Linked DNA regions of Mus musculus: region 1 is linked to region 2. The links are chromatin contacts, found by Hi-C or POLR2A ChIA-PET in ENCODE. All regions are on one chromosome and are shown on one strand. The core of a region is the stretch at or near the end of the contact, and the rest is flanking DNA. Distances in the headings are between cores, read along the strand shown. Region 1 has its middle 21 kb from the start of Dubr. Region 2 holds the start of Bbx (bobby sox HMG box containing).

What was found. A loop is a pair of places that touch in the nucleus more often than their neighbours do. ChIA-PET counts read pairs that join two places held with the same protein, here RNA polymerase II (POLR2A).
Region 1: a loop to region 2 is called in a map of heart, with 10 times the contacts of the local background. The contact joins the enhancer-like site here to the promoter of Bbx in region 2. A Hi-C loop is called at or near these places in 1 of 37 maps with a recorded cell type or tissue (heart). POLR2A ChIA-PET finds 5 or more read pairs at or near these places in 1 of 5 experiments (Patski).

Annotation. Positions count from the first base shown.
Region 1 is chr16:50,751,632-50,756,835 of GRCm38, forward strand. No RefSeq gene overlaps it. Among named protein-coding and RNA genes, the nearest start is that of Dubr, 21 kb to the left of the region's middle. Within about 2 kb of position 2,165, at least 1 of the 3 ENCODE cell types and tissues checked has a DNase peak (open chromatin) inside an H3K27ac peak, as active enhancers do; it is heart, where a contact is called at or near this core.
Region 2 is chr16:50,429,439-50,434,569 of GRCm38, forward strand. It overlaps Bbx (bobby sox HMG box containing), which reads right to left and starts at 2,951. Exons shown (of 17, transcript NM_027444.3): 1 at 2,804-2,951.

The sequences.
Region 1 (5,204 bases), core at 915-3,414, 320 kb after region 2:
CATGCGCAGTGCCCTCCCCCGCTCTGCCCCGTGGTCAGCTCACATCCCAGAACGAGGTTCGCTCTGCCACATTTGTCCATGAGAGTTTTGTGGCACAGTGTCAAACATCTGGACACATGACACACATCTGAAAAAGATGTAAACAGGAGGTTAAGTGGATCAGGGGCTGCACTGATATGTATAGCTGTTCGATGACAAGTCCGTGTGGTATTATCCTGCCTTCTAGTATGGGGATTATGTACCCCTTCCCAGTCCACAGGTTTTAGCTATGAGAGAAAGGTCAGTTTGCATTTCATAGGCCAACCTTCAAATATTTCCATTTTTATTTTTCTATAGGGCTAAAAGCATTGCCCACCCGAAATGCAGACATTAATGCCAAAATACCTTGTTGATTCCAACACCTATATGCTGCTGTGTGTGCTCCCACTGTGTGTAGGTTTGCTATGGGCTGACCTCAGGAAGGAGTGTGGCAGTAAGCAAGGAATGAACAAGCAAACCAGTAAATAGCTGGCATAGTTTTTGTCCTCTGAGAGTGAAGAGTTTTGCTGAAGAGGCATAATCTTATCAAAAATAAACAAATAAATGAAAGGCAATTTAATAGAGACAGTTTAAACATCAGCTCTTTTTTTTTTTGTAGTTGTTGTTAGTTCAGAATTTAAAAAGAAAGTAGGACCAGAGCCAAGCAGCCAGTTCTAAAGTGACGTCCTTAAACTTTAGAAGTTTCCTTGGCGCAGCAAAAACATTCCAGGAAGTAAAGCGGTTATAAATAGTTTCGGATCATTGTGGAAATGTACTGGGAACCTGGCAGAAAATGAATCAGTCGGGCTTTCCACAAGACCCACCTCAAATGAAGATCCCAATGCAAAGTGGCAGGAAGCCGTCTAGGGATGCCGCGACTAGGGATGATGGGCCGGTGGCGATGGGGTTCCAGGCATGAGAAAGAGACTCAGTCTGAAGTGCTCTCAGGCTGGATCAACTCTAAGGAAGGAGAGCATTAACAGAAGTTTTCCTAACAGAAGAAGAAAGGCTCCGGAAGACACCATTTCTAGCAAGGCAGGCTTTCTCTCACAAGCACTGAAGATGTTTCTGTCTGGGGTAAGGGCTTCAGCGTAGGCAAGCAGGTATAACGAGCACCATTGCATTTGGGTGGATGGGGGGGATAAACAAAGGTATTTCTGGAGAAATTTGCAGTATTTTTTTTACATTCCCATCTCCAATATGTCTCATTGTGAGCTATGGATGGACTGTGATGTCCAGTTTAAATAGGAAGTCCCCATAAAGCACGCCGTGGAGATTTTAGTGCCACGAGAACGGCTTCCTTTGTATCTTTAATTTTATGTGTATGGGTGTTTTTCCTGCACACGTATCTGTGCACCACGTGTATTCAGTGATCAGAAGGTATCAGATCCCTTGGAACTAGAATTACAGACGGTTGTTAGCTGTCAAGTGAACGCTGGGAATTGAACCCCTGCCCTCCGCGGGAGCAGTCAGCATCAATGCTCACACCCAGAGAGCATTTCTCCAGCTTTGCCCGCTCCGTCCTCCATCCGTCCTTTCTATCTCTGAAGGTAGAGTGACTGACAAAAATAGCCATGTTCCCTTTTATACCTTGGATGGATGCTTGTGAAATCATGTTCCTGTTTGACGCGTGAGATGGGAAAATTACAGAACTCCAGAAGGGGGTGTGGAAAGGGGCAAAGAGAAGAACTCTGCAGTAATGGAGTTTGCCTCATGGCTCTGCCGTTGTTTACCTCGTTTCCTGGGCTCTGGGGACTTCTGGACCAGAGAGCTAAGACATACTTTCCCTGGAAAATGCTGGGACTTTATTAGGCTGGAAATAATAACAATAAAGCAAAAGTAAAACTTCCTATTGAAGTTTCTTTTGAGCATTGATGAAAAAAATATTAGACCAGTGGTATGATGGGCAACTTATCAGTTCTGACTTCTAGGGAAAGTTTAAGTCAAAGAAAACCTCTCCAAAAGAGGGACACTGAAGTTCTGAGAGTTTTCTTTCCCAAGGTCAAAGGGTGAAATAGTTTGCAGCTCCGAGAACTTGTGATTTCCTTCCTGCTTCTTTTTATCTCTATCAACCCTGCATTCCACTGCTTTGCCGTTGATGGCCCTTCCTCCCCACACCTTCTGCAGTAGGGACTTTCCATTCAGTCTGGTGGCAGCGGTTCTGGCAACAGCTCTTGCACTTGTGTGGCAAGCTTTTAAATTCCCATGCTTTTGAGCAGCTGCAGTCAAGCTGACATGAGTCAGTGGGAGGGGCTTAGGGGAACCTCCAGGGAGCAGTAACTTTTTGACAGTCTCACAAACAGAACATTTTAAGTCTAATGACTCTAAAAGCTCTCCCTGTACATGCAAAAGCAACTGCAGTTTTCCCAAAGTCTACTGTTTTTTTTTTTTCTTTTCTTCTTCTTCTTTGTCTTCTTTTTTTCTTTTGGTCCCCAGAAAGAATCAGGTTTCTGCCTATAGCAAGACACATTCTTCAAGGATTAACTGTGACCTCATAGCTAAAGTGGATACAAAATAAAATCTGGAGACAACTGGAAAGTGAGAAGGGGTGGCAGGGAGACATTTGGGAATACAGAAGTGCCAAGCTCTGGCTTTTGCAGGCAGGCCTATTGCCTAAATAGGGAAGGCAAGTTATTATTTTTCTCTTCTTCTACTCTTACTGTACTCACATAGGTGATTTTCAGTGTGGGTTCCTTTCCTAAGGCCTCAAGGGTCCCAGATGGCTTGTTAGAGGATGAACGTCTTCACCTCAGGCTCCTTCATCGAGTACCGAGAGCAGGCAGTGCCCTTGTCTGAGGCCACTGCATCGAGTACCTAACTGCTGATATTTGACCCTAGAAGAAGGTCAACTTGGTCAGCCTATTATTAAGAGAAAAACAAGGATAGCAATGGATCACAGACCCCTTCGGGGAACTAGAAAATGACCTCCACTTCTCTATTTCCGTGCACTGTTCTTCCCAGTGTAGCCTTTCCCCGTTCTTTGTTGGGTATCATAAAATGAAAAGAGTGAAGAATGCGGGATCCCTTCTGGGAGGAGTGAACCACAGAGGAAGGGGGAACAATTGATTCTTTTGATAAATGAAAATTTAGACGGTGCTTTTCCTTGCAATTTGCAAAGACAAAGCAGTGTCACGATCAAGTCCCTCTTTATACCGAGAAAAGGCAAGAAAATGGTTATCATAGCATACATGCAAGCAACAGCCAGAGGTCGGTTGGAAACGCAGAGGGACGATCCCCACGGCACTGCAAAATTTCACTCGGTGACTCACAGGGACAGGTGAGGTTAAATGTTGTAAAGAACTTTGTCTCTGTAACTCCTTCCATGGGTATTTTGTTCCCCCTTCTAAGAAAGATCAAAGTATCCACACTTTGATCTTCCTTCTTCTTTGAGTTTCATGTGTTTTGCAAATTGTATCTTGGGTATTCTGAACTTCTGGGCTAATATCCACTTATCAGTGAGTGTATATCATGTGTGTTCTTTTGTGATTGGGTTACCTCACTTAGGATGATATCCTCCAGATCCATCCATTTGCCTACGAATTTCATAAATTCGTTGTTTTTAATAGCTGCCCCACCTGGGGATCCATCCCCAAAACACCCACCAAACCCAGACACTATTGTGGATGCCAACAAGAGCTTGTTGATGGGAGCCTGATATAGCTGTCTCTAAAGAGGCTCTGCCAGTGCTTGACAAATGAAGAAGTGGATGCTCACTGCCATCCATTGGACGGAGCACAGAGTCCCCAATGAAGGAGGTAGAGAAATGACCCAAGGAGCTGAAGGAGTTTGCAGCCCCATAGGTGGAACAACAATATGAACTAACAAGTACCCCCAGAGCTCCCTGGGACTAAACCACCAATCAAAGAAAACACATGGTGGGACTCATAACTCTAGCTGCATATGTAGCAGAGAATGGACTTTTTGGCCATCAATGGGAGAAGAGGCCCTTGGTCCTGTGAAGGTTCTATGCCCCAGTATAGGAGAATGACAGGGCCAGGAAGCTGGAGTGGGTGGGTTGGTGAGCAGGGGGAGGGGGAGGGGATAGGGGATTTTCAGAGGAGAAATTAGGAAAGGGGATAACATTTGAAATGTAAATAAAGAAAATATCTAATGAAAAATTAAAACTAAAACAAAACAACAAAAGTTTTAAAGAATAGAAAATTTCTAAGATATATATATATATATATATATATATATATATATATATATATATATATATAAAGTAGCCAGACCGTCACGTAAGGCAGAGGTTTTCAACACTGTAAGCCCATTTGGGTGTCACATATCAGATATTCTGCATATCAGATATTTGCATTATGATTCATAGCAGTAGCAGTTTTATGGTTGGAAGTCAGGACAACAGGAGAAACTGTATAAATTTGCAGTGTCAGGAAGCTTGAGAACCACTGCCCTAATGGGTCTTAGATAATGGCCAGGGGTTTAGACATCAGATTCAGAAGGAGATATGGGAACCAGAGGGATGATAACCAGCTGGGGGTTCCCCCAGTCTTTCCCTGGGAGCAGCCTCGGCATCAGTACATCTCCCTCCTGCTCTCAGATCTGCTCATCACCCACCAGCACCGCTGTGCTATGCTCTGGCTCTTCCGTGATTCGATTCTCTCTTAAGAACTCAGGACTAGGAAAGAGCGTTAAGTGGCTGAATCATGACCACATATCTTTGTTTACACCTCTAGGGATGCACTCATGGTAGGGAAATGATTAGCAAGACATTGGGAGGTGGCATTTTCAATTCCAATTTAATTTTATCCATCTGTTTACCCTCACAATGGCAAGATGATCCCCTCCTCCAAATCCGATGGAGATTCCCTCTCTCCCTTGTACTTTAGTAATTCTTCATGTGTGGATCTTAAGGGACTATCGATCTAATTTCTCTCACATGACTGGATTTATGGAGATAAGTGATAGATATATTGTGTTTCTAGTGTCTTTACCTATATGCCTAATAAGATTCATATATGTTATATATTTTTAAAAATATATAAGCTCAATAAACAATGCTCAGTGAAACTAGCTCAGGGAAAATTAGCATAATGCGAATAAAGAGAATAGGAGTACAGCATTGATAGAACATGTCACATCTTGTCCATTTTCTCAATTCGTCTGTACAACAATTTTGTTGGTTCTGTTCTTCATTTTTTGCATGAGAAACTATGGCTCAGCTTAAA
Region 2 (5,131 bases), core at 1,701-4,200:
CAGCTCCCAACAGCCTGGCTGGGTCACAATTCTGAGACGGAGATCGGAGTCGACCTGGGGAAACAAATTCTCCACAGCCCACGACAGCAAGCTCAGGCCACCAGGTCGGCGAGGTCGGGGTGGGGGAGGCTAGGAAACGCCGAGGGAGAAGGAGAGAGGGAGGGATCCCGGGAGCCCACCCAGGCTTTGTTGCTGGTCACCATCAACTTTGCATCTTAGTACAAAATGTCGATCTTTAAGGCTGACAAGACAGAGGCAGAGGTAGAGGGAGAAAGAGAAAGGCAATAGAGTCCATCTTGCTTTGGGGAAGAGGGGGAAGGAAAAAAATGAAGTGCAAACCCTACACTCCGGGCGTAAAAGTCTTCTAAACACCTTTCCAGAACGTAGGAGCAACGAGTGGGGTGTCCCTGTGCCCGTGCCCGCTCGAACTGGCGGCGGTCTGGGGGGAAAAAACGCCTCCTTCGCCTCCTCTTCCTCCTCCTTCCCCTCCTCCTTCTCCCGTTCCTCCTCCTCCCGTTCCTCCTCCTCCTCCTCCTCCCGCGGGCCCCGGCGAAGATCCCGCCGCCGCTGCCTCTGCCGCCCCCCAGGGAGGCACCGCCGCCGCCCGGCCCCGCGCTGCCATTCCAGCCTTGGACCGCGCGGCGTGGCGCGCGTGGGGCCGGGTGCCGGGTGGCCGCCCGGAGATGTCCGCTGCGGGGACCCCCGCGCCCCCTGGCCGTAGACTGGCTACAAAAGTCGCGCGAGCAGAGGTGGCGGCGGCGCGCAGGGGAGAGGACGCGCGTGGGGAACCCACGCCGCGAGTGGGCAGCCCCAAGGGATGGCCGAGAGCGCCCCTCCTCGTGCAGGGAAAGTACCCCAGTCCCCGCCAGCCAGCCCCAGGAACAGCAGCCCGGCGTCCACGGCCGGTAGACGAGAACTGGACGTGTCATTAGCAGGACAGGCAATGGTTTCAAAGCCCCAGGCCAATGACCATTAGCCGAGGCAGAGCTAGCTCGGTCCCCATCCCCCACCACCTCCACCCACCTCCCCCTCCAGCTACCTCCCCCCCCCACCTCCACCCCACCTCGAGAAACTTTTCAACAAGATCCACCTGGGCTAATTTGTCCTCAGACAGTTAAAATATTGACTAGACCCTACACACTGGGAAGGAAGGGGAATGCACGCTTTATTTTCCTTTCTGTAGAAAGGAAAGCAAAAAATAGCTTGTCTCTGTGTCTCTCCCTCTCCCCCCCCCCTCCTCTGTCGTACATGTTGTGTCTTAGCTTTTTGCATCGTTTCGTTTTACCTTCCTCATTTAGCAGAAATGATCGCGGGTATTTCACACATAAACGTGTTCCAGATTCCTGGATTCGGGGTCCTTGTAAATTACAAGAATCCGGTTCGGTCTCAGTTACGTTAAGTTTCATGCGATCTCCCCAAAATAAATTTTAAAATAATAATAATAATAATACATTTCTGAGGGTGAGCGAGCGATTCGAGGTGGAGGAGGGAAAGAAGCCTCCAGTCTGATTTCTGTAATTTACTAGCGACCCGGATCGCAGAAAATAACAGTGTAACACGAGCGTGGCTTCCGAGGGTTGGGGAGCTCTTTCTAGAGGCATCGACCCCATCCCCGGATAAAGGATCTGCAAGTTTTCTGTCATCGCGACCGTGCAATGCCATAACTTACCTTCAGAATGAGTCTTTAACCAGCCAAGGCCTTCCTCCTCCCCTCCACCGCCACCACCCCCAGCCTCGCTCTCTCCACCTTAAACTTATTGACACAACATAATCCCACATTCAAGCAAAATCCTGACACAGCCTCCCTCGTCCTCTCCCCCCTCCTCTCTTCCCTCCCGTTTCTCTCTCTCTCTCTCTCTCTCTCTCTCTCTCTCTCTCTCTCTCTCTCTCTCTCTCTCTCTCTCTCTTCCCCTCCCTCTCCCCTTTCCCTCCCCTCCCCTCCTCTCCCTCTCTCGCCTTCTTCGCCTTCTTCCCCTCTCCCCTGTTCTTCCTCCAGGCTACTCTGGCACTGGAACAGCACTTTCTCCACTCGCCGCGCATTTGGCTGGGGGTGGGGGGTGAGGGGGACACCGATCTCGGGGCCGGAACACCCAAATCCTAACTCTGCAGATGAACGAGCAACCGGGCTGCCGGTCCCGGTCACCGTCGCACACACACCAAATGTAGCCCCGACCCACCGAGGGCAGCCTTCCCGTACCTTCCACCCCTGCCCCGGGCTCCTCAGGCCCCACCTCCCCCGGCAGCCGAGCCCTGCCCGGGGCTCCTCCACGTACTTTCGCCTCCTTGAAGTTTGGGGCTCCCGGGGCGGCCACGAGCCGCCCGCCGGCGTGAGGGGACCGCTCCGTTGTTGTTTTCCTCGGGCGGCTCAACCCCGCGCCCCGGCTCCGTGCCCCCTCGGGCGGCGCTGCCCGGGCGCCGAGAGGTGCTGCCTGCAAACGCAGCCTGGCACCGGCTGGCCTACTCCTCCCCAGCCCGGCCCCCAGCTCGCGCTCGCCGGGCAGCGCCGCGCGCCCCCCGGCCCGGGCCCGCCGGCGCGGCCGCCGCGACCCTCGGCCCGACCTCTCGCCACCCAAAGTTTTGGCTGAGGGGAAAGTGGCCCGCGAGGCGCCGGCCGGTGGCGGCTCGGGCTCCGGACGCGCGGGTTCCCCTCGCCTTCCTCAAGTCCACCCTACCGGCTGCCGCCGCCGCTGCCGCCGCTCCTGCCGCGGAGTCCTCGGGCTGCAGCCCCGGCGGCTCGCAAGTGAGTAGGAAAACAGAAAGTGCGGGAGAGCGCCTGCGAAGGCTGCGGATGGCGGGCGCCTACCTCGCGGGCTCGCCGCGGCGCGAGGGCGTGTGTGTGGCTCGCCCTCAGCGGCCAGTCAGGGGCTCTCTATGGGAAAGTGGAGAGGAGCTTGCGGAGCCGCGCTGCCTCCGCTCCACTGTACACTGCTCCACATACAGTACATGCAACCCGGAGAGACTGAAAACACTCATTTTATATAAGGCAGCCTGCCATTGGCCCGCGCCGTGACGGACGGGCGGCGCAGCCAAACAGGAGGCGCGTTACACCCAAACACACGCACACATACACACATTTCACAGAGACACACAAAGATCATCACATTTTCTATTTTCTAATGTTCGGGACCTGTAGACAGTGGGCGAAGACAGGTAGTGAGGCCCAGCAGAGTAGGGGTCAGGAAGGAAGCCCTCTCTATACCAAGTTGCCAGGCTTGAAACTGGTGTCCTTTTGACTTGGGAGGGTTATGGTAATAAACTACAACTCCACTGGATATGGAAGTGAGGAGGGATGGGTTTGATCGCTGCCTTGTGGTGCCCCATGAAAGAGGCGAGCATTGTGTTATGATTTTACAGCCCGGCCTGCTAACAAGTGGCCGAGAAAGGCTTTTATCAGCTTAGATTTCTTTTGTCAATGGGTTAGCCATCACATAGGCCAAAATAGTGCGAGATAAGTTTATCAAGACTAGAATGCTTTGAGATTGTGACTGCCTCGTTAGCAAGCAAATTCAGAAAGTAAGAAAAAAAATCAATACAACAGGCAGAAACAAAGATAAACCTTATGCTAAAGTAGCCGAATGTGCACTTGAAAGTCAGAGGGCAATCACCTGTATGGGTACACAAGGTGTGCTGAAATTACACACCTTGTGGGAAAATGACAATCGACAGTCTGCCTTAGAAATAGACCTCTTGGTTCAATATAGCCAAGATTTATAATACACACACACACACACACACACGCGCGCGCGCGCGCGCGCACACGCACACGCACACACATCCTTTGTTTTATGTATTTCCCGCTGTATATGACTACTCTATGGTGGGTGATTTCTAGAGACAATGAAAGCGAGATCTAGTTTTAATGATATTTTTACTATGCTGTATCTTTGGCAGATCTTGTTAACAGTTTGATATAAACAAGTCAAAGGGATACTTAGAAAGAACCGAACCTAGGAATTAAAACAGAATAAAATGCACACACAAGTTTTTAACTAGTTGAGCAATCTTTTGAGCATATGAGTTCTTTTAGTCTCCTTCATTCTTAGAGTTGATTTTAGTTTTTATTTAAAGATTAAAATAAGCTTTCCCAAGATTGCCTTCATTAAATGGTTATTCAGCATCTACAACTCACTGGGACTATTCTAGGTCCCAGATGTTTTCCTGGAGTTCCTTCTGACCAGGATCCAAAATTTTCAAGAATCTTAAATACAAACAGTTTTGAAGATTAAATAGTATGATTTTTATAGTCTAACTGATAGCCTAAATTTTAAAAGTAAACCGAGTAAGAAAACCTTTCTGTTCTGGTTTTGGGTTTTGGACTTTTTGTTTGTGTGTTTGTTTGTTTGGGGGGGGGGGTGGTTTTGTTTTTGTTTTTTGAGGCAAGGTTTGACTGAGTGGCCTTGCCTAGCCTGGAAATCACTAGATATATCAGGCTGTCTTTAAACTCACAGAGACCCCACTGCCTCTATTTCCTGAGTGCTGGAATTAAAGGTGTGCACCACCACATCTGTCCCAGCTGTTTTATTTCCTTGATTCGTTCCTAAGATATTTTTTTCATAGTCATAAATAAATTAAGTGAACATGTGTGCTTGCATAAGAGTAGAAAAAGAAACCTAAAGAAAAAGAAGTTTATGAAGTTTAGAAAGTGAAGTACTGTTTAGAGGTGTGGTATTCTGTTTATTTTTAAAAGAAAATAAATTTTAAAGAAAAAAATCCTCTAAACCACGGGTATTCCAAGTGATAATACTGAAAGTCCTATCATATCCCTCTGCATGCAACTGACAGAAAGAAACAAGTATTCCTTATCCACAGTACACTGGTCTGAAGTCTGCGCTAACTCCTATCTCTGTCTTGCTATATGAGAAAGGAGGCAGGGACAAACCAGGTAGGCACAGATGTCAGTGGTGAGAAAATGAAGCCCCGGACATTTCCTAGGTTTTGAGCAGCTGGAAGGCCCTGTTTTTGAAATGACAACTTTCACAGACACAAGGCAGACAGAGGAAACATTTCTGGAGGGTTTTGAGGTGCTTCTTTTTGAAGAGTTAAAAATCAGCAAAAGTTGATATATTTAATTGCTGGGTGAAGCGTTACGACTTACTTTTAGCATACTATATAAAATAAAATTTAGGGAAGG